Regions from separate parts of the Homo sapiens genome. Here all the other regions are linked to region 2. The links are chromatin loops, found by intact Hi-C in ENCODE. Cell type or tissue: heart left ventricle. All regions are shown on one strand.

The links. Peaks named below come from ENCODE experiments on the same cell type or tissue, not always from the same donor. Only the 100,000 strongest peaks of a DNase experiment are listed, where the experiment ranks them.
Region 1: a loop joins it to region 2, with 2.2 times the contacts of the local background. A loop is called at or near these places in 19 of 110 quality-filtered maps.
Region 3: it touches region 2 in a loop (2.1-fold over the local background); 6 of 110 quality-filtered maps call a loop at or near these places.

The regions. Positions count from the first base shown.
Region 1 is chr18:48,773,879-48,781,878 of GRCh38, reverse strand. All of the region lies in intron 9 of CTIF (cap binding complex dependent translation initiation factor), which reads right to left. LOC107985147 (a long non-coding RNA gene) reads right to left here. Exons shown (of 2, transcript XR_001753444.2): 1 at 6,090-8,000; 2 at 1,725-5,054. Among named protein-coding and RNA genes, the nearest start is that of CTIF-AS1, 64 kb to the left of the region's middle. RefSeq lists enhancers at 1-73, 704-1,335, 1,968-2,599, 3,057-3,196, 2,640-3,581 and 2 more and silencers at 701-883, 2,907-2,986. In heart left ventricle, CTCF peaks have their summits at 4,431, 4,637 (motif pointing left) and 7,781; DNase peaks (open chromatin) are centred at 568 and 4,628; H3K4me3 peaks cover 884 bases; H3K27ac peaks cover 3,262 bases.
Region 2 is chr18:48,707,903-48,715,902 of GRCh38, reverse strand. It overlaps CTIF (cap binding complex dependent translation initiation factor), which reads right to left. Exons shown (of 12, transcript NM_014772.3): 7 at 4,208-4,284. Among named protein-coding and RNA genes, the nearest start is that of MIR4743, 41 kb to the right of the region's middle. In heart left ventricle, a CTCF peak has its summit at 3,831 (motif pointing left); DNase peaks (open chromatin) are centred at 2,441 and 6,332; H3K27ac peaks cover 5,078 bases.
Region 3 is chr18:49,037,329-49,045,328 of GRCh38, reverse strand. DYM (dymeclin) reads left to right here. Exons shown (of 18, transcript NM_001353214.3): 18 at 1,125-8,000. The coding sequence ends at 1,274. DYM-AS1 (DYM antisense RNA 1) reads right to left here. Exons shown (of 5, transcript NR_148999.1): 4 at 5,260-5,329. Among named protein-coding and RNA genes, the nearest start is that of MIR4744, 8.4 kb to the left of the region's middle. RefSeq lists an enhancer at 1-938. In heart left ventricle, a CTCF peak has its summit at 3,226 (motif pointing right); a DNase peak (open chromatin) is centred at 3,187.

The DNA.
Region 1 (8,000 bases), 66 kb before region 2:
AATCCCCATTTTACAGCCAATGAGACAGAGACAGCCAGAAATATTAGGGGAAGTATCCAAGTTCATATGTCAAATTAGTGGTACAATCCAGACCGAAACCCAGGCCTTTTACCGCACTAAGAATGCTTCCTCTCCTGCCCCCATGCCCCCTCCCTTTTCTACTGTTTGACAAGGGGGAGAGGAGGGGAGACTAACACAAGACAAGGGGAGGAGAGGGGAGGGCCACGTGTCTTCTCTCCCAGGCCCTGAACCCTGCTGCTGGCTCCATAGGTCACTTTCACAACCCAGAACAAAAATCTCGCTAGATATGGCCTCAGACCGCCCGGCTCCAGCCACCCTCGCCGGCAGACGCATGCAGATACACAGAGAACGGGCTGTTATCTCTCCTCTCCAGCCCGTTTCCTCCACTTCTCAAACAGCAGATTTCTTCCAGCCTGGCTGCCTCCCCTGGTCACCACCCACAGCCACTGGCCCCTGGGGCCCGGCCAAATCCCCCGCACCCTCTTTGCCCTAGACTGTGACGCCGAGTCTCTGCTAATCAGACAGTCGCCTCTGCCCTCCCAGCCGCCGCCCCCAGAGTTCCCTGGAAATGTCCCTTCTGCAGGCCCGGCCCCCGCTGCGGCGCACGGCTTTGTCTGCACACACAGCTGACTTGTGTTTGCAGGGACAGACAGGGGCTGGCGCTGGGGCCGGAGCCAGGAGGCACTAGGAGGGTAGAGCAGATGGGGAAAAACACAAAGTCCAGAGGACAAACTTTTGCAAGCAAACCCTTTGGGGTCATTTGGGAGCCTGACAACAAGAAGAGGGGGGCTCACAAAGCCAGAAGCTCCGTGAAGGCAGGGATGGGGGGGTCTTCGCCTTCTGTGACTCCCCCAGCAAACATATTGGCTTGCTAGTCTTTTGCGATCTGAGTACAGGAAAAATCATGCCAGCTAGGAGGGGATGGGATGACAGAGGAGTCCAGGGAGAGAGGGAGGGACAGATGGGCCTCCTGAGGCTATCAGCACGCCCCCCTCCTTAAGCCCTACCCCTGCACTCTGCCCTGCTAGGTACACAGAAGGAGATCCATAAATGCTGGTCATGCTGAAATGGCCTCTGGCCATCTTGCCCCTGTGGGGCCCTTATTCCACTGGCTCCCCAGCACGCTGCCTCTTGTGTGCGGACCGGCAGGAGGGAAGCCTGGGAGAGTGGCTGAGACAGCCCAGCACACCATGCATGCATCTTGATGCATGCTACATGAAAGGATCCCCCTTTATCAGGCAGAGAACCCAGTGTCCACAGTGCCCCGCCAAGCTCGCAGGGAGGGACACGCATGAACCGACGCGGCAGAGGTGCGTGTGCCACGTGCTGGATAAAGTGTCCCTCACCCTCCCACAGTCTCCCTCCAGCCTTTGCAGTTTTGAGCCTGATTTTGAACTAACACCGGGACACCGAGATGACGGGGTCATGATAAATCAAGTTGTATGGGGGTGGGAGGAGTTTTTAGCTTTTGTTTTGAAAGGCATAGCAGCACAGTGAAGAAAGCGATTTACAAGGTGGCTCTTTCTCCGGGTAGCACTCTGGGCTGTGTGCTGAGGAAAGCTTAGAAGGGTTTCTAGAGGACTGAGCAACCCAGGCTGCCTTGGCTCACACCCCAGGGTCCTCACTTCTTAATCATTTAGTGTTAGAAATGACATAGCGCACAGGCTCTAGTTTTTTTTCCTCTCTCCCTCTCCCTTTTTTTCTTTGCAGGCTTGGCCTCTTACACTTAGTGATCTGTAAGGAAGGGACCAGTTAAAGGTGCCATCACCCTTCCTCCAGCCTAGACAGGCAACGGAGGTACACAGCCTCATCTGAGACACAAGCTGCTTCCTTAGGACTTCTGCTGCTGGAACCTGTCATGGGAGACTCTGCCACCTGACCTCCGGGGCTGCATGCAGATGGTGCTCACAGATGCCCATACCCCACAGACCAGGGCCCACCTTCACCCAGAGCTGCAGCCTCCAGCACCTAGGGCTGCCAAGTGGAAGCAAAACATACCGATCTAAGTGGTCTTCTCTTTGCATTCACGAATCATGAAGGTGGTGGGTTGGAAACCAGCCCAGTGGGAAGGAAGGACATGGAGAAGTCTTGTCCCCCTTGGGAGGACAAGGAACCATTCTTCTGTCTGTCTGCAGCTTGGTGGAGACTCTCCCCCACCCCCGGCAAGACAGGAAAGGAGGCAGCAGACCCAAGCCCGCTGCTAAGCGCTGGCCGGGAAGCTGTCTCTCAATTCTTTTGGTCATAAGATGGCAGTGGGGAGAGCCCAAGGCCTGGCCTGTGGGGAGGAGGCTCTGAAAGCATGGCCACCTAAATGGCATGTTTCTTATCTCGTTTCCCTGTCACCTCTCCTCAGCCTTATAACTGACCCCCTCCAGATGCACTCCTGACCAATCAGGGCATGCAGGTGGCAGTGTGTTCTGAGGAGACAGAGTGTGGGGTACCAGGGACTTGGCTCCAGTTCTGTCTGTCACTGACCAGCTGCGTGACTTGACGTATACCTCCTAAGCTCTCTGGAACTTTCTTTCCCCATGTATAAAATGGGGCTGTTAACCCCCACCCACAAAGGTCTAAGGGATACTTATGGCCCACAGTGTATGCATACAGCTGGTATCCAGCCAGTGACTGCAGAGAGCTGGCCCAATGGCAAAGGAGGAGTAACTGGTGTTCCTGTTGGACCCCTGACAGGAACCCCCAGACATGAGCGACACCAGTCAATGTTGTGTTTATACTAACACCATCGTCCCCACCATTCAAGCCTCATCCACCCAAAGGAGGCAGGTATTATCTATTACCCCAGTTTATAAATGGAAAACTGGGGCCCCGAGAGGGAAAACCACTTGCCCAGGCCACACAGCTACGAAGTATTAAACTTAGGATTCAAATCGGGGCTGTCCAGATCCTGTACTCTCAGTCAGGGCTGAAACAGCTTTGTGGCATCATTGTCAGCCAGAACAAAAAGAAACAAACTGTCATTCTGGGCTCCCCAGGGACCAGCGCGACCTGCTGGACTGATGTGTCCCGATGCGGTGCTAGTGAGAATGCCCCCAGAACGCCTCCAGTTCTGGGGTTCAGGGAGCACTCCCAACCCAAGGTGCTCACCTCCTGGCTGCTGGCATTTCAATGAAGTGTAGTACTCCATGCCCATCCTCACCGCCACCTCAGGCCCCTGGACACCCCCACCACCTCTGCCTGTTACCTGCTTCACAGTCCCACGGTGGTTGATGGGAGAGGCCTTCCTGGCTCAGGGGTAGAAATCAGAAATGGGGTGCCCAGGGCACACCATGAACTACCCCTTCTGCCAACATGCCCAGAGGCTGAACGGCCATCCCCTGGCCAGGTTCCCCTGGTACAAACCCCGGATGAGAGTCCCATCGATGAAGATAGACCAGGGACCTTTTCTACCAAAAGGGAATGCCTGTGGCTTTCCCCGGTGCATTTTCTGGGGGATTGAATGCTTGTTCTAAGTTAGCTTGTGACTGACCTGCTCACATCCTCCCCTGCACTCCTGCAGACCTGGGGCTCCCGCCTCCTGATTGATAAATGACATACCCTTTGAACAGCTAACATTTCTGAATGAATAGCTAAAATAAGGAAGTAACTACAATAGAATCGACCCCATTTTTCTACCTGGCTCCTTAGAAGATGGCTGAGAATGCCCTCCTGGCTCAGGCTCCCATGCTGTGCACAGACATTTTTTCTAGAATTCTGAGGCCCTGTGGGCTGTTTGCCTTCTACTTTAGGAACATCCTAACGGGTGGCTGCTAAAAAACCCCAAGAGGAATCCTCACAGAATGTTCCATAAAACATACTGCAATGACCACAGGGGCCCCAGGCGTGGGACCAACAAATTGGCGGTGTTGAAACAGTGACTCTACGGCTGCCCACTGCTGGTGACTCAAGGCATGCCTGTTTCCGGGTCCAGGCAGGTGTGGAAGGAGCTGACACCCCACACGGAAGCCCCTTTGCCTCTGTACAAGGCTACTGAGGCCAGATGAGGCTGCGGCCTGCTCTCTGTCCCACCGCCCCATGGCCTGCCCTTGACCCTGGCTGCAGTCCCTCTGTCCACCCCTACTGCATGGGAGAAGCCTGTTGACAGCCAGGGCTCTTCCCACAACCTCTTCCTGCTGTTTGAGAAAGAACATAAACAACACTAGACAAACCAATGCATTTTAAGAAAATGCAGCCTCAGCTGGTTGATACTCATTCGTTCCTAAGGGCAGCTGGGTCTCTGGGCAGGCACTGTTCCCAGGGAATCCAGGACCCATGCTCTGTCCTCCTTCTAAGCTACCTGAGACCTCGGTGGCCCTCCTGTGGCCTCCAAGAGCCCTGGTTGTCTTGGGTATAAAATGGGAATGAGTACTACACTGGCCCGTTTTGGAGGTCTGGAGGGGACCCTTGCTGTGGGTTCTAGTCCAACTCTCAGCCTGAGGTTTCTGGACTCAGGGCTGGGACCCCAAGGGGTCTGAAAATTGCACATAGGAGGGTGGCTTGGTGGCGGTCACCATCATATAGTTTAAATCTTCCCTGTGGGACAGCCCCCAGGATGCCAAGATGCTGGGAGGTGGCCGCAGGCAGGAAGGGCTGGCCTTGCACACTGGTGCCCCCTGCAGGCCGCCCTGCCCACCCAGCAGGTGCTGCCGCCAGCACACACAAGCCAAGCAGGCCCCAGACTCTGTAAATGGGGCCAGGCGGGTGGGAAGGAGCCGGCCAGACCCGCCGGGTGGGGAGAGTTGGGGATGGGTCCTGCTCTGCACTGGTCAACCCGCTAACCAATCAGTCAGCAACAGGCATTTTAGCAGGCACCCTCTGTTTGCCTAGCGCATCTGCTTTGGGATAACAAAGCTGGAAGGAATGTCTGAAATGACTTCTAACCTCTCCATGTTTTATGGGTGAGGAAGCCACCATCAGGGTAGAAGGCCTGGCCTGAGGTCGCCCAGCCAGGGAAAGGCAGGGCTGGGGCTCCCCACCGGATCTCCTGCAGCCCAGAGCACCTCCTCCCACGCCGAGCCTTTAAATCCTCAGCTTCTGGTTCCCTGTTTGGGATAAACAACTGCCAGATTGCAGACAGAGCAGCTCCCATCTTCTCTTCCCACCCGCAGTGGGTTCCAGCCTCTCCCTAGTCCTAGACCTCCTTGCAACCTTCACAGGCTCAAGGCACTTGAGGGGCTGTGCGAGGCAGACAGAGGTGCCACAGGCTCTGCTGGAGAGGGCCTGGTGCCTGGCTGGGGAGACCTGACCCACAGACCACACCCGACCCAGTGCCCTCGTTTCCCCTATGGGGATGCTGAGGCTCAGACGGTGACATTAGTTGAGGGGCTGGCTTCAGACTTTCTGCCTCCTGCTCCACCACTTGAGGGAGGGGAGGAAAAGGGGCTTCTGCAGAGGGGAGTGAGGTGAAAGCAGCAAGTGTTGCTGTGCAGACCCGCCCCATGGCAGCCTCCTGCACAACCCTGCTCTGGCTCCTGCAGAGCTCCTGGGGGTGGCATCATGCTCCCCCTCCCCCACAGCGAGCACTGCACCTCTGTGCCTGGTTGGGCGGTGGGCGCCCATCTCCATATAGCTCTGGAAGCAGCTGGTGCACAAAGAGGGGCTGGTTGGGGCACATGGGGGCATATGGAGGTGGGCATCCCTACCCTCTCCTACAAGGCAGTAACCTCACCAGGGAGGGGTGGCGGGTATCTTCTGGCCTCAGATGCCAGGCCCTTGGTGCCACACCACCTGCCTCAGCAAAACCCCAGGGTTCAGAGGCCCTGGAGCCTGGCCAGGGTCGCAGATTCAGCAGCCCACTCTGCCACCTGCAAAAGACGGCCCAAGGCTGGCAGGAAACTCACGCCTCTTGAGGTAGAAGTTTTAGTTTTGGATGAAAATATGGTCTTGGCCTGAAATGGCAAGAAGCAGGCGCCAGCAAAATGAACGGGCCAGTGTGGTTACAGTGACCTGGGGTCACGGCCCGGCTGGGCAGCCTCAGCCCTGGGCTTGCTGATTGACACCCTCCGCCAGGCTGGCGGTACCTCCTTCCCCAATCCTCCTCTGCAACCCCCAGTCCCTCAAAGGGTCCTGCCACTTACAGATCCTCTTGTTGTCTTCCTTCCACCCAGATCCTGCCTCTTCCTTCATGCTTCCTCCTCCAGGAAGCCTTCCTCAACCTACTCCACTTACAGGGCTTGCCCCTTCCTCTGATGTTCCTAAACTGCCCTCTGGCTGAGCTGGCCCTGCCCCCCTTTATGTGTCAGGCAGAGGCCAGTGCCTGTTTCACTGGGGTTTCACAGTACTGAGCTCAGGGAACCCTGTGGGGCCTCCAGGCCAGTCCCAGGGCCCCTTGGAGAGCTTTCCTTGTGGCTGGATCCTGGGCTGTCTACAGTGCTGCACCCAAACCTCAAGTCCTACTGTGCCGGGGGCCCCTGGACTTGTGGAAGAATCTCTGCGTGGGCATCTCATGGCGCTTTCCCTGCCTGGGACCTCCCCTAAGAACCTTGAATGAATGGAATCATCAAAAGGAAAAGGAAAAACATGCTGCTATGAAATTCACAAGTTTCTCCTGGAGGAGGAGTCTTAAGGGAACACAGGTAAAAGTCAGGCATTTCAGTGGATTTTAACAATGATAATGTCAGTGCAGTAGGCAGGAGGAGGAGATGGGTATTATGACCCCATTTAACAGAAGAGTAAGTGTAGGGCTGCCACGCTTGAGATCCACCCAGAGTCAACCAGTTGCATGGCGCCACAACTAGAGCCAGGGGGAGGTGGCTGGCTCTTGGCCGCTTGAGTTATTTCTTATGCCACAGGTGGTAAGGCATTAAAGGAAGGGTCTATGGCAGGGAAGGCTGATTCCAGGTGACTGTGCTTCGAACCCCACTTTAGAGATATTACTCCCCTTGCCACATTTTTTTTTTTAATACTCAGAATAATGCAATGACGGTTGCCTAATGGGGTCCATGCTAAGTATGGGTCCAATATGTGGCGCTCCAATACGCAGCTGCTCAAGAATGCACTTATTCCGATTATAGCTATTCACCAGCTTTAGCTGGAGTCTGGCTTTCCCCAAATACCTCCTAAGCTACCCCCTTCTTTCGTATGGCCTTTGCTCTACGGAAAACTGGGAGGCAGGGGCATGACATGGTGACGTGCTGGCTCCCAAGCCCTCTCTGCTTAATGGGTCTAGGTGTGAATGACCTGGGTGCATACAGACTTCTCTGGAATACACTTGGTCTCAGGCTCGGCACTGTCAAGGGGGTGCTGGAGGGGGGACGATTTTGAGCATGCCTGTCCTCATACTTCAAAGTGGCCTGAAGCTTCTCTCACTCTGGGACCTGGGATCTGTCCTGGAAGGGCCAGCAGAGGGTTAAGGGAGGGTCGTTCCCTGCAGGTTCCTCCCTGTCCCCCCCAAAGAGGCCGCTGTTTTTCCCTGAAGACTCAGAGCTCTGCACCCTGATACCGAGTGAAGGCCTTTAAACCTGAGCTCTAGGTGGGAGGCAGTGAGGCACTCTGGCGGTGTACAGGGACCCCTTATTCTAGGCTCTGGGTTTCAAGGGCAGAGCCATGCTGAGCCAGCATGACGCAGACTCCCTGTGCCCATGGTTCTGCTTCTGGTCGAGTGTATCCGCCTCTCCTGGACAGAGGGGCCCAGAGAGGGAAGACCTAGAAGTAGGAAAAGCTGGCCTTTGGGCACACCATGGGTTTAAATTGCTCACATGATGCCGATTGGCCTCAGAGTAACCCAGGCACTGATGGCTGCCCCTGCAACAGCGCCTCCCTTCCATGCACTGCGCCGTGCACTCTGTGTGTTCCTGACCTCTTGGTGGCTGTCTGGAGGGGAGCTGGGGAGACCTCTGTCTCCGTAAGGGGGCCTGCTCTTTATCTAGACAAGGTGGAACCTGGCCACCCTGAACACTGTGGGTATAAATACTCTTAGAGCGGAGGGTTGAAGGCCAAGTGTGGCATTCCTGCTGGCTGTTGAAAGAGTTGTCCTGTCATCTCCTCTT
Region 2 (8,000 bases):
TAAAGAGTCAGCCCAACTTCAGAACCTCCCCTACAGGCTCAGAACTCTCTAAGACTGCACTGCAGCCCAACTTCTCTCTGCTGATACCACTTCCTCTTTTGATCTTCTACCAGTATCAACACCAAAGGCATGCCTTTAAAAGCAGCTGCTGATAATCACTGTCCCAGAGCCTGCTTCCCAGGGAGCTCAGGCTACAACATCCATTCATTGCCTTAATGTGTTCATCTCTTAAATGCAGCCAGGGTGTGGTGGGGAGAGAAAATATCCTCCCCAGCGGTGAGGGACCTCACTCAGGGTCAACTTGGGCAGTGCGCCGGGTCTCCAGCCCTCTAGTGAGCTTGCTCTTCTGGTCTATGTGCTCTGGGCAGAAAGCTTTGAGAAAAGGGGGGGAACGAGCCTTAGCAGCCCCCGTTCCAAGCAACAGGTCTCCAACTTGCATGGGGCCAGAGCATCAGAAGGCATGCTGCTCTTTGAGGAACGCGTGGAACACTCATTTAGCACATTTATGTCACAAAATGCATAATTTTGTCTGAAATCAGCAAATGTCTTTTCTTAGCTTCCAAAAACAAACAAGTGGTTACTAGTTGTTCAAATGTCAAGAACATTCTTGAGGAAACCTTTGAACTGTCCATGAGCTTAATTTTTTTTTTTCAAAATGGAAAAAAGACATCCACAATTCACTAGACGCAGCCCATGGCATCAGGAGCAGAGTCTGCAGGTGACCACTCTGAAGGGGCCTCCTTCCCTGCTAGCCCAGGCTCTGCCCCCTCTGACAGTGTGGGTAGGGCTTTAAAAGTGGATCCAGGGGAAGGAACAATTGATCCTAGCGGCCCGCCCCTGGAGGGAATGCAGGGCAAGGCTTTCCGGGTTTGCTGCCACAATCACAGGACAAAAGCTCCCCGCTCACTGCAGACACCTGTGCTCCACACTTACCTTGAAAGCCTTCCTGAGCACCTAGGACCCCCTCTGACCTGCAGAGTGGGCCAACACTAAGACCGTGTTTCTAGGTGCTTTATTAGAATCAGCTCCTTTCAGCTCCCTGACTAGTGAACCCATTTTGTAGAAGAAGGGACAGGGCTTTCAAAAGTGATGTAATTGGCAAGATCATAGGGTGAGTGAGGAGAGGAGGTGGGATTCCCATCCAGCTCCTAATTCCAGGGCATGTCCCTAAACTGCTATATAATTCAGCTTGCTAACAGCCTCAGACTTAAACAAGTGGAAAATAAAAGCAGTAAGGCACACAAAAACCCCTGAGAGTGCAGCTGGAACTGGGATGGGACACAGACTTTGATGAAGCCTAGGACTTTAGGTCCCAGTCTGAAAATCCCTGCTCCAGGCTGTGGGAAATTGCATGCTCCTAGCTTCAGCAGCACGCTCATGCTGCCTGGAGTTTGCAGCTATCGGACACCAACTCCAGCCACTTTGCAGGAAGATGGAAAGCCACAGACTCCTCTCCATTCCAAGGAGAGCCACCAAGCCACCAGAGGGATACAGCTGGCCCCTTCCCTTCATATGGTGGGGGGAGATCAGAGGCATGGCACAGATGCTGGCTGTGCCCTTTGTCCACCAAATCTGATTCTGGTCACTTCTCCCTTTGCCACCATGCGTGCCCAGGAAATGCAAGCCCCTCCCAGTGTAGTTTAAGCCCAGAATATTAGGAAGGTGAACCTGCTGCACACAAGTATGGACTTCCAAGGTCAAATATGCAGGTTTGACACTTAGCAAGGCTACTACTATGGGTCATTAGCTGGGAAGGTTAGGGGTCACCTGATAATATTCTGCAGCGGCTCTTTGGGTGGCAGAATCCCACGATTTCCCAAAACAGACTCAGGAGACCCCTGCTTTTAGACAAAAAGGTCCTTAAACTATATGGCTGCCTGCTTTCCTCCTGAAAGTCCCCATCACCTGAGGACTCCACGACAGCTCCAGGCTGTGAGTGAGTAACGGATTCTACCGCATCTAGAAGAGGAATTAGAGCGGGGCGCCCCGACGAGCACACGCTCTGTGTTCAGGCATGGCTGCTGCTCTGACTTGCACAGTGTTGCCCCAAATGGTCAAGATGTTTGCTCCATAAGTCTGTCTTCGGTCTAGCTGAAAACTCTGTTCTTCCATCCAAGCTGACTTCCTCTAGTCTGGGTCCCTGTGGACATGGAGGCAGCGGCCCCTCATCTCTCCGTATAAATCTTTCATGAGTTTCACGGCACGATGTTCCTTCCCTCCGGCCTCCTCTTCCCTGGCCCCAGCCCTCCAGCACTCCTCACAGGACATACTTTCCACCCCTTTAATCATCTTTATTGCCTCACTTTGGACCCTGGCCCGTCCACATCCTTTGGGAGGTGTGCTGACCTAACCCGGACATTGGTGAATGTGAGCGCAGCTCAGCGGAAGCTCGGCTTCCCAGCCGTTGCATGCCGCGCTCCTCTTCCTACATCCCTGGGTCACGCTGCTGCTTTCCGGAGGCCTGCCACTGTCCAGGGTCTTCCTGCTGAGTGAGGTGACCTGGCCCAGAAATGGACATGCAGGCTGACCTGGATGCTGGGTGGCAGCCTGCCATTGCCTGGGCGCAGAGAGGTGGGGCAGAGGGTGACTTCTCATCAGGAAGCTCGGGGACTCTCCACACCTCCCAGACACACACTCTGGGTCTTCCCTGCCATCAGAGACTACAGGGCCAGAGGCAGAGGACATAAAGCCTTTGCTCTCTCTGACACCTCCCAGGCCCCTGTGAACCCTATTCCTCCTTGAGGGGTGCTGCCTCCTTCTTCCCTCTACCAGGAACCCAGAAACCAGGAATTTGCCTCTGTGATGCTGCACAGCAAAAAGGCAGCACACACGATGCGATAAACTGTACTCTGGTCAAGGCAGGAACAGGCCTGGGTCCACCTCTTCCTGCTCAGTGTTCCTTTTTGATGCCTGGTGCTTCTACAGAAAGTGTCTGGTGGTTCTGATTTCTAAGCCAGGACACTGCCTTCTTCCCAAGCTACTTATACATTTGCCATCCTCTGTGAATGTGTTCAGATCCACTTAATCCACCAGTGGATGACAAAGCAGTCTGGGCACCCAGGCCTACATCCACCCTGAGAGTTGCAGTCACCACCTAATAATCCCTATTCAGGGTGTGCATGCGTAGGGAAGGATCAGAGACCCTGGTCTCAGCCTAAGGAGGTGGCCAGCCAGCCTGAGCACAGGCGCCGCTAGGGTTCTGAGCAAGGCATGTCCACCGGCTGTTTCTTGGCCCTCAGAGAACATTCTCTGTTCATTAAAGGTAGAACCAAAAGCCGTCATCTTTATCTAAGAATATATTCCCTATAGAGGAACACCTCATTTTAATTCCTGAGGCATAAGCCTTTTTGTTCGTTCTTTTTTTGGTATTTCCATCCAGAAATAATTTATGCATGTTCAAGCAAAAAATATACTCTAACTCCCCCTTTTGCATAAATGACCACACATAAGAAACATTACTCTGCACCTGAATTTTTTCCACTTAAAATATATCTTGAAGATCTCCCCTTATAAGAAAGCCTTTTTGAAAATAAATGCACACATTCCCAGGATGCTCAATTTCAGCTGCATGTTCTTATCCAGGGCTACCTCATTGCCCCTTTCCTGGCCCCATTGTCACTCGGGAGTCTGAGCTCCACAGGAGATCTCGGTTTCTGCCTTAGTTTAAGTGGGTTCCCCCAGGAATTTGGGAGCAGTAGCATGTGCCATTGCTGATCTGTGTGTTGCCTGTGACAGCAGAGCCAGCACGCATGAGGGACAACCCCCAATGACCAGGGAGGAGGAAAACAGATACTCTTGCACTTGTGAGCTCCAGGAGCCTCCTGGAGGCCATGTCTCAAAACACACAGCCAGCCAGTCCTATTTTCTGAGGACCACTATTGTTGCTTTGAGGTCAGCGGAAACAGCATTTTTCCTCCTGAACTGCAAAGCCTGGTCACTGCCTGACCCCCAGGAAGAGGCAGTGGTGATGGTGGGCTCTCAGCCAAACGCCTGAAGGGAGCCAATCCCTAGGCCAACAAGAGAAGTGGAGCCGCCACTCTGCCCCTGGGGAATCCCCAGCCAGTAACCAACCCACGATGCCACCAACCCCATCTCATCAGGATCAGCTGGTGACTGGGAAAAGCGAAATGCAGGCCAAAGCTGACGTCGCTACAGATGGCAGAAGCAGGAAAGGAAAACCCAAAGCTCACGACGAAGTCTCTCCTACCTTCGATCATTTCTCCTCCTGCGGAACAGCTTCTTGGTGTGTGCGATCTCCACTTCATGGGGCATCGGGTGGTAGCCCTGTGTCATGGGGGGAGGAAGGGGGATCATTAGTAACTCCTGAAAGAGAGCAAAGCACCTCTGGGACTGCACTAAGTACACCAGCATCTAAGACAGAAAGACATCAAGAGTTTGGAGAGACTAGACTCTAACCACCAAATCCAGACTGAAAAAGGAAAAACAGTAGAGTCAATGAACTTCCTACCAGGCAGTGATGCTGGAATTACAGAATCAAAGAACAGTAGGGACAATGAGGACCTTAGAATCCATTATGTCCAAGTCCTTGAATTACAGATGAGACATTCAAATCTGGAAAGATGAACAAGCTGGTTCAAGGTTTTGCAGAAAATGAGCAACAGAGCTGGGGCCAGGTTCTGCAGCTCACTGGCTGTGCATCCCAGGACAAGTTACTTCTCTAAGCACAAGTTCCATAACACAATGGGAATGTTACCCTTCTTCTCTGGGCTGCTAGAGGACCAAGGAGGTGAAGCCTGAAAACCCTAAGCCCTGTGAAGAGGAAATTTGTCTCCTAAACCTAGTCCAGGCACCCCCAGTGAAATTTTTACCCAAGATCTTCTTTCCCTATATTGCCTAGGGAGTATTTAGGAAAACATGGAATTAGCTAAATTACTTTTTCAGCATTACTATCATCATTATTATTATTATTTGAGACAGGGTCTTGTTTTGTCATCCAGGCTGAAGAGCTGTGGTACAAACACGGCTCACTGCAGCCTTGACCTCCTGAGCTCAAGCAATCCTCCTTCCTCAGCCTCCCGTGTAGCCAGTATCATAGGCACACATCACCACGCCTGGCTTGTTTTTTGATTTTTTGCAGAGATGGGGTCTCACTTTGTTGCCCAGGCTCCTTTTTCAACTTTAAAGGAGGAACTGGGGAAAATTCTAAGGATAGTCTTTTGCGTATTGTCATCATGACAGCAACTATTTCTACATCTACATCAAGGTTGGAGAGAGACCCTCTATTTGCAACCCAGGGCAGATCCTGCAAATGCAGGATCACAGGCAGAGCTATTTGCACAAGCTGGGCTGATGGCCAGCTCTGCTCTTACCACCTCTTCCCATCCCTCCTCCAACAGAAAAGTGTGTTCTGGTGTGGACATGGCAGAGAGCACCACCATGCACTACCATTCCATTATGAGCGGCCTGGGGTGGAGTAGGGGGTACCAAGGCTTGGAGTCAAGTGGGAGGGAGTGGTCTGGCTTGGACCTGGGACACCTGGGTATAGGCCTGGATGCAGAGGCCATAGCCTGAGTGTGACTCCCACCCACCTGCAGCGACCTGAGCATGCGCTGGATGACAGGGAGCCACAGGGTCCAGGCTGCTGGAGAGCAGTCAGAGGGGGTCTATTCTGGCCCACTCCCCACCTTACAGGCAGGGAGCCCAAGGCCCAGAGTGGCCACACAGTGAGTTAGAGATCATAGTCCTGTGGGTTACACCCTGTGGTGGGGCACATGCAGCCCTCGGGATTCAGGTTCCATAAAGGAGGGTCCCACTGTTTTGCCTTCACGGGGCTCAGCCCCCAAGCTCATGGGGGAAACTGACCACCCTGGCTATGCTGGGACTGGCCAGTTTTGGGGAGCTTCCCAGAGAGGTAATGGGAGAACAACAGACTCAGGAGGACACAGGGACCTTGGAGTTATGGCCACTTGGCCTGGACTGGATTGAGTGCAGGGAGGGAGCAACACATTTCAAAATACATTTTAATAACAATCCTTTCCTCTCACCCCCGTCTCTCTTGCCTCCAACAATCTAGCCAAGAAAGCATGAATGAATTCCGGGCTCCAGGCAGCCACAATAGGCCTCTGGGGCCTTAGGATGTGCTTTGTTTAATGGTTTTCTCAAAGGATATTATTTGTTTTCTTTAATACAAAACACAAATAAGGAAAAACACCAAGTCTTCCCCTCTCGTTTCCCCTCTCCCACCCTGACTAGGCTCTGGGCTGGCCCCCTTCCCTCTTTCCCTCCCTCCCTGCCTCTCCAGGTCACTTCAGGAACACACCGGGTGTGCCCCAAGGAGACAATGGACAGGAAGCCGAGGCTCCCTACCGGCGGCGGCAGGGACTAGGATCTCGGCTCTGAGGCCGGGCAGAGGGAACTGGCCATAGCCCCTAGTGTAACACGAGCCCAGGGGGTGCCAGCCTCCTCGGTGTGGGCCTCCAGCCCTGGGCTCTAACCTACCTCCTGGCCTCCTTACCTGCACACAGGCAGCAGCCATGGGGAGCTAACCCTGTCCCAAGACTCAGTGTGGCTCAATGGGGCATACCGGGCCACTCGGGGCTTCTCATGAAGCCACTGTTAGGTCCCCTGTGTCCACCCATCCATCCATCCCAGAACAACTCACATCTATGTAGTGTATGTGTATAAACCATGACAGTGGTTAGAGGCCTGTGCTCTAGAGTTAGACTGTGAATGTCAGATCCTGGCTCTTCCTCTTGATGGCTGTGTGACTTTGAGCAGATGACCTAACCTCTATGTGCCTCAGTTTCCATATCTGTAAAATGGAGATAATAGCATCTGGCTGCTAGAATCCTTGTGAGGATTAAATGAGTTCCGAAACATGTAAAGAACATAGGATAATGCTTGGTACATAGTAAGCCTCATTGTCATCATCACTGTCATCGATGCCATCATCATCATCATCATCGTTATCTTTCCTGTGATCCTGACACTCTGCTCAGGGCTGAGTGTGCCAGGACAAACAAGGCAGCACAGGCACCTGTCCTCATGGAGCCCCCAGCCTTGGAAAAGAGTCCAGCAGGAAGTGATTTGCAGGGAGGGAGGGCATGGGAAGCTCAGGCCATGGAAGGAAGACAGAATCTGCACAGTGCCTGGTGGTCCAGGGTGGTGTGCTGGGGGAGGATGGAGAAGCTCTATTTTATGCTGTTTTTGGCCTGGGGCTGGAAGACTATAGTGAGGCGAAAAATGAGTGGAACAAAGTGACAGAGGTGACAGAACAAAGCCTTGCACCCTCTGAGGTCCTCCCTCTCCAGGAACAATCCAGGCCAGGGCTATAGAGGGCTGGTCCTATGTATAAGGCCACCTGGGGCCTCAGCCTCAATGTGGCATCTAGGTGGATAAGTGAATGGACCTTACTGCCTTCCCTGGGGCCTTTTACATAGAACTTCCAGCACCGGGAACCTCCTCCTGCATGCAATGGGGGGCACTGTGTTGACACAAGCTCCATTGAGAACCCCTCAAAATCAGCCATCTTGTTCTTCAAACTCAAGATGGTAGCTGGTACCAAGAGACACATACAACTCAGGGTGCTGCCTACACTCCTCCCAAAACAAGAACACTTGGGTGTTAACAGGGGGCAAGTGTGAGGCCAGCAGAAGAAAGGAGAAAGTCTGTACTGAGTCACAAACCTGTCACCAGATGTGCAGCTCATGCAGGTTGGCAGAGCTTCTTTAAAGTCATTGGTGAGAGGTAAGGTAATATGTGAGTGGTCTGGGCAGCATTGTTCATAAGAGCCAAAACATGGCAACAACCTAGTGCCCGTCCACTGATGACTGGATAAATAAATTATGGTACATATATACAGTGGAGTATTATATGGCCATAAAGAGGAAGGAAGTTCTGAGCCACACTACAACATGAATGAACTTTGAAAACATCATGTTCAGGGAAAGAAGCTAGTTACAAAGGACCACGGAGTGCATGATTTCAGTTTTTAAGAAACGTCCATAATAGGCATATCTGCAGAGATGGAAAGTGGATCC
Region 3 (8,000 bases), 330 kb before region 2:
GCAGCACCTGACAAAACAGATAAAAACCTCTCTGCCCTATGGGCCATGTCTTCCAGTATAGTATAATAAGTGTGGCTGTGGATGCATGTGGGGAAGTGTGTGGTTTCCTCTCTTTCAGCCCCCTCTTCCTCAGCCTTCCACCGTCCTCCTCCTCCCAGGACCCTGTCCCCTCTCTCCCCACCCAACCTGGGACAAGGGTCACCAAGCTGCAGCCACTCCTGCCAGCGACGCCTTGGCAAAGGAGAGGCCCAGGGGCCTTGGGTAGACTCTAGCCACTCCTCAAGCTGCTGAAAGTGGAATCACTTCCTCTGCCCTGGCTGGAATAAATAGGCCAGGAATAAAAGTAGAAAATCAAAAGCCCAAATCCCAGTGATGTGCTAAAACGCAAGTGCTGCCTTAGGCCACTGAGCTGCACGACTCCTTACATAACAGAGGACTGGAGTTTGCAGACCAGGGCACCTGCGATGTGTTTGTAGAGCCAGGCCTAGGCCTTTTCCCAGACTCCATGAGGAGCAGCCTCGGGCTCCCTCTCCGCAAAGCCAAAGCCATTGCTCCTGCCTCCAGGGAGGAAGAGACTGAGGCCAAGCTATGGCCAAGAAAGCTGGCCACCCCAGACCCCCGCTCCTCCAGAGTAGCCCCCCTCCACCGGTGGCACATGCCTACCCCTTCAGGTCAGGGCTCAGGATTGTGAAGGGGAAGGTCCTCACCTCCAGAATGGTGGAACCCTGAGGACAGTGCCTCTCAAAAGCCAGTCCCTAGCATTGCACTCTGGGGAATATCAGCCTGAGCCTTGTCTGCCTCCCAGGCAGGGTCCATGTCTCAGCTAGGATATTTCTCATCATACCTTAACCACTGTTGGGGTCCCTAGCAGGGAACTATCAGCCAAACTGACATTAGCCAACCAGGACCCATTGTGTTACTTGCTCTCTCCATCGGTAATTCACATTTTCTCAGGAGCCATTTGATAGCTGAAATATTTTAAAGCCCCAGAGCTTTCATGCCCTGTGACCAGTTGGCAGGGGTGGGTGGGCTCCCCGCACACCACAGCACCACCTGCAAACTCTCACCACTTTTGCTTGTGCATGGAACTGTGGGATTATAAAATCATCTTATTTTCATTGCAGAAATTTCCAGAATTGAAATTCAAATATGTGGAAGAGGAGCAGCCCGAGGAGTTTTTTATCCCCTATGTCTGGTCTCTTGTCTACAACTCAGCAGTCGGCCTGTACTGGAATCCACAGGACATCCAGCTGTTCACCATGGATTCCGACTGAGGGCAGGATGCTCTCCCACCCGGACCCCTCCAGCCAAGCAGCCCTTCAAGTTCTTTTATTTCTGGGTAACAGAAGTAGACAGACAGGTTACTTGGTGTATCTTCTGTTAAAGAGGATTGCACGAGTGTGTTTTCCTCACACACTTTGATTTGGAGAATTGGTGCTAGTTGGCAATAGATAACTCAGCGTAGATAGTATTGCAAAAAGGGGAGGAAATACACAACAATAATAAATGTAAAAACCTGCTATTCAACATGCAGTTTTATTTCGAAGCCAAAAATCTAGAGCTTTCCCAAGATCCTGTTGCCTTAGGCACATCACACTTCAACAGTGCACACTATCCAACAGTGCACACTATTCAACAGTGCACACTATTCAAAAGCGTAGACTATTTTTTTGCATGTTCAAGATATTTGTTTTGGTCTTATGTGTGTGTGAGAGAGAGAGATTCCTTTGACATTAAGGAGCATCAATGAGAAAAGATGATGAGGCAGGAATTAATAAAGAAATGAAGTCGTGTGTGTTTGGTTGCCTGTCAGAGGGCACACAATTTCATAAACACCATGCCTGGACAATTTGATATTAATATTTAACACCTCTGCATCTTTTCTTAAAAAAGAATATGGGCCAGATACAGTGGCTCACATTTGTAATCCCAGCACTTTGGGGAGCCAAGTTAGCAGAATCCCTTGAGCACAGGAATCTGAAACCAGCTTGGGCAACATAGTGAGATCCCATCTCTACAAAAAACTTAAAAATTAGCCAGGCATGATGGCACATTCCTGTAGTCCTAGCTACTCAGGAGGCTAAGGTAGGAGGATTGCCTGAGCCCAGGAGTTCAAGGCTGCAGTGAGCTAAGAACGTGCCAGTACACTCCAGCCTGAGCCACAAAGTGAGACCCTGTCTCGCAAAAAAAAAAAAAGAAAGAAAAGAAAAAGAAAATGGCTACTTCTCATGAAGCCCAGATTAACTTTTCTGTGAATATGGCCTGTGAACTGTTGCTGGAATTAAATTGGAGTCTAGCACAAATTAAGTTAATCTACTCTGTATTAATCATTGGGAAAAAGAAAAGCTTCATTTGAAAACAGTCTTTTTCCTTCACCCACACTAATAGAAAAAGGAGAGTAATTTGTTCATACTGTATTCCACGTGGGATGAAAAGCATGTTTTGCTCTTTGTTTCTGGGCCGGTGTGATCCGTGTGTTGGTGCCTGAGCTGGAGGAAGGAGCTTCTTGCAGGGAAACAGCCACTGGGGCCACATTGAGGGCCAGTTGGGACCTTCCTTTCCAGTCACACTCTGTGTCCTCACGGGCCCCTTCACAGTCTAGATAAGGAGCCTAGTTTCATTCTCAAAGAAAAAGTATTTGGTCTTCAACATAGAAAGCACAAAAGCCCAGACGAGACTGAGCACACTGTTCGAATCCACTGCCAGCTCATCTGTGTCAGGGCTGGCTTCTCCTGTCCTGTGTCCCAGGGCTGCAGGCCCGTGTTATTTGAGTCCATCAAATCTTCCGAGGGCCTCGGAGGAACCATTCTCAGTCACCCCAAGCTCTGTAAAAGGTCAAAACACTGGCAGCCTCTCAGTGCACCACTGTGTGGGCTCCACACGGGAAGGCCTGGCCAAGCTGTGCTCTTAGAGGCTGTCGAGGTAGGGCAGGAAGCTTCCCTATCCTCGTCTGGATGGAATGAAACAGAGGTTCCCTAAGGCCAAGGGACTCGTGGAGCGCCCATCCCGGGTGGGGTCCCAGAGGTGAGTGCAGCTTGCCTCCTGTCCCCAAGGGGCTTGTTCTGTCAGGCCTCCTCCAGTCACTGCTGGAGTGGGGACTCTGACTCCTGTGTTCACCTCAGAGCCCATGTACAGGCTAGAGGTGAGGCTTGGCAACAACTTCTACTAATACTTAGCTTTGTGGCAGAGCCAGTCTGAAGGAGGAGAAGCGCTCTCAGCCAGCAGGGGGAGTGATGATTATCATTTCAGGTAGCAAGGATATGTATTTACTATGTGGGGAAATAATTTGCAACTTTAATTTGTTTCCAAAGCATTTTGATTGGCTTCCTTTTCCTTTAAACCAAAAAATTGTTTAAATGTTTAAGGGTCATGTGGAACAGCTGAGCTTCTGGCAGGACCACAGAACTGTCCTCTGAGTCTGAGGGCTGGGCAGTGCCACAGGACAGTCCCTGGGCTGCAGGACTGTCAGTGCTTGTTGTGTGAGGAAATGAGGCCCTTCAAAAACCCAGTCATCTTGACAGAGGGCACACTCCCAAGGAAGGCCTGACTGGGGAATCATACAGCCTCTCCTCCAGGCCTCTGGGCTCACTGAGGTGCCCCCAGAACCCTGATTGCCCTCCCCTCTTTCCCTTTTCTCATTCATCACACAGTAGAAGCACTCACTAGCTAACAGCTCAGCTGGGGCAGCAGCCTCCATGGAGGCCTGCAAGTGATGCTCCCAGTCCTGGTTCCCGCTCAGGAGGGAGGCCCCACCACGTGCATCACTGCCTCAGCTCTGCAAAGTCACCAGAGGCTTCTTCCTGATTTTTGTGAAAGATTTATTATATGGCAATAAATCTGAATGATAAACTTTCATTATACTTGCATTAATTTTGAGTATTAGTTTGCTTAGAAATTTTTACACGAAGTAAAAATGTGTAATGATGCAACACAGGATCATCGTGTGTTCAGATGGAAATTGGCATCTGATTTTACCCCAGATCTGAAGCTGTTACTGCATTGTGTCATTTTATCAACAAAGACTTCTGCCACAATATTTACTTTTAAAAGAATTTGTCCCTTTCAATAGCATCTTCCCTATCAAGAGTTCAAGGCACTTTGCAGAAGAGCTTCAGATTTCTAACTCTAGTTCCCACAGTCACCCGTTGAGGCTGGTGTCATACAATCTATGAACAACAACCTTGCAGCAGGACTGCCACCATTCAGCAGTGCAGACAACACAGCTCAAGGACAAAGACAGAGAAAGGAAAGAAGAGAAGGTCCCTGAAGGTGAAGCATAGAAAGTACACTGCACACACAGTTCTCTCTGGAAGGAAAGCACAGGAGCTGGGAAGTAGACGATAGAAAGTGGAAAGGACACAGGACCAGCATCAGAACACTCAGCAACTTCCTAAGAGCTTGCTAAGGTACATCCAAGAGAAATATTTAGTGAGGGAAACTTTTAAGCACTGGAATTGTTAATATATCATACTTTAAGCAACATTTCGTCCTTTAGATTCCGGGAGCCAGGGTTTTGCATTGGGTGGTAGAGCTCTCTGCATAATTGAGTCACCCTGTGCTTTTTTGCAGAGCCATAAATTTTTGGCACTTGCTGATACTTCATAGGCTGGAGTCTCTGCAAGGTCAACCCTTTGGGTCTCTTAATTCTTTCCTAGGCACTATCCTGCAATATCAGTAGTTGCCACTTGATTTTAGGGACTGATTATTAGGCCTTCTGACTCCAAATTCAGAACAATTCCAGTGTCCTACATCACCTCCTGGAGTCAAAGAGGTCAGTTTCTATTCAGTGATGAAGAGCTAAGCTAGCTATGCATATGAAGAACTGAGAAGTAGATTATAACACACAATCCACAGCAAATAATGCATATTTATTTTGTATGAATTAAAGCATAAAATTTAATCTCATTAGCGTATAGCTATTCAGAGTTCCCACTCAAAGCAAGGGAGACTCACCAGTAGCCCCAAGACCCTTGGCCAGGTCATACTCAACCCCTAATCTAACTTCACAAGGCTGTCTAAATGTCAGCTACTCAGACACAGCCTCTGGCATTAGCAAAATCCCCCAGAGGAAAAGCAGCCCCATAGAACTGGACAAGTAATACTTAACTATCTTGTTGACTCTGGGGTCCTTCAAGCAAATTTTAAAAATATTTTTACCAGATTTCCAAGTTGTCCTTAGCTTGAGGGTTGGTCCTCCATTACTGTCATTGGACTATCCCTCATGGGTAGTGCAGTTCAACTTCTAAACCACCTCAGTACCTGAATGTGGTCCGAGGTGAAACCAGATTACTGATGCCTTCAGGTGCCCAATTGAAGCAAATGGCAAATTCTGTGGAGGAAGTAAACATAACCCAAGGCCTCAAATTATTTCTGCAGTGTTGCAATCAGAAATACCCAGGTATGGGAGAAGACCAGACAACATTAATTACTTGAATTAAAACCATTAGAGGAAAACACAGACAATAGAAATATCCAAACAGACTCCAGATAAAGTTGTCGCAGAATTTAAAACAGCTATGGTTACTGTGTTCAAAAAAATGAGACGCATGGTCAAGAATTTCAACAGAGAGTTAGAAACTGTAAAAGGCGCATTGGAAATTCTATAACTAAAGTACTGTAATGAGAAGAACAGTGAACAGGTTTAAGAGCAGATTAGAAATAACTGAAAAGAGAATGAGTAAGATGAAAAATTGAGGGTGAGGGGTGGGAGCAGGAATTATATAGTAAAAAAAACAGAACATGGAGAATAGAGGGTAAGAGACTTAAAGGGTACAGTGAGCATGTCTGACCTGCTCAGACATGCAGGGTAGTTGGCATCTCAAAAGAGTAGAAGAAAGGAATATTTAAACAAATGGCTGAGAACTTTTCCAAAACTCATGAAAGATATCACACCAAAAATTCAAGAATCCCTCCCACAAACTCCAAGTGGGATAAATAAAAACAACCCACACCTAGAAACATCATAGTAAAACTGTTGAAGACCAAAGAAAAATAATATTTTAGACCTGCTGGGGTGGGAGAGGGAATATAACCATTAAAGGAGCAATAATATTAGACTGACAGCTCCTTCTCAGCAGAAACAATGGAAGACAGTGAAATACTGCCTTTTATGGTTCTGAAAGAAAATGACTGCCAACCTAAAAATTTCTAATCAGGGAAAATATCCTGCAAAAATGAAGAGGATATGAAGACATTTTTAGAGAAACAGCTAGAAGAATTAATCAGCACGCCTACCCTAAAGGAAAATTTAAAAGGTGTTTTACAGGCAGAAGGAAAATAATCCCAAACGTAAGGACAGAGCCCTAGGAAAGATTGAAGAGCAATGAAAATGACACATAAATATTGACTACATAAAACAATAATTATGTCTTATGGAGTTTTAAATATATAGAGAAATAAAATGTATGAAAATGAAAGGATTTATGTGGGAATTTTAAGTGTTCTAAGACACTTGGCATCATCCAAGAAGAGAGTAAAAATTCATTTAATATTAGTCTTTGATAACTCATGTATGCATGATAATATTTGAGATATCAATAAAAGTGTATAGCTTTCCACATAATAAGAGAGAATTCGAATAATCAATTCAGTGGAAGATTTAAGAATTGCAAAAGAGTCTAAGAAAGAAGAAAAAGCAGAACAGGTGGAACAAATAGAAAGCAAGATATTTGTGATAAATCCATTATTACACTAAATGTAAATGGACTAATGCTCAAATGTTGACAAATATTGTCAGCCTTGTTTTAAACCATATGCTATTTACAAGAGACATTTTTAGAACATGAATTTAGAAATTTTGGAAGAAAAAGATGGAGAAATACATACCCAGCAAACAGTAACCATGAGGAAACTGGTGTAGATATATTTAAGTAAACTTTAAGGCAATAATTTTTTTAAGAAATAAAAGGGTCAATTCAATTACTAGAAAGATAATCTAAATTTATATGCACTTAAAATATAAACTCAAAATATGTAAAAGAAAATTTGATAGGAAATTTAGACAAATATGCAACCAGAGTGATATTTTAACATGCCTATTTTGTTAATTGGTAGAAAAACTAGCATACAAAAATCAAGTTATAAAAGATTTAAGCAATGAAATGAGCAAACCAAACGGATGTATGTAGGACACCAAACTCAATAACATACTTTTCAAACACAAATGGCACACACTCCAAAATACTGGGCTATAAAGGTTTCAACAGGCTAGGCACAGTGGCTCACATCTGTAATACTAGCACTTTGAGAGGCCAAGTCAGGAAGATCACTTGAGCCCAGGAGTTTGAGACCAGCTTGGGCAACATAATGAGGCCCCACCTTTACAAAAAATAAAAAAATTAACTGGGCATGGTGGCATGTGCCTATAGCCCCAGCTACTTGGGAAGCTGAGGCAGGAGAATCACTTGTGCCCAGGAGGTCGAGGCTGCAGTGAGCTATAATTGCACTACTGCACTCCAGCTTGGGTGACAGAGCAAGACCCTGTCTCAGAAAAAAAGTCTCAACAAACCTGAAAATACTTCAAATGAAATATGTTCTCTGACCATAATAGAATCAAGACTAATTATTTACAAAAAGATAATTTTATAATCCTCATATTTTTGGAAATAGATTTCCAGGTAACCCATCTGTCAGAATCTTAATGGAAATTTGAAATATTTTGAACTGATCATGAAAATACTACATATCAAAACAGAGAAAAAACTTGTGGGATGCAAATAAAACTATGCTTAGAAGACCTTTTAATTTTATTTTAAATTTAAAGAGTACCTGTTCAGGTTTGTTACAAGAATATATTGATGATGCTGAGGTTTGGGCTCCTAATGATCCTGTCACCCAGATAGTGAACATAGTACCCAATAGAAAGTTTTTCAGCACTTGCTTCCCTCTCTCCTTCCCTTCCTCCCTCGTTTTGGAGTCCCTAGTGTCTATTGTTCATATATATATATACACACACATATATATTTAAATGTTTATGTTAGAAAAGAAGAAAGGTTAAAAAT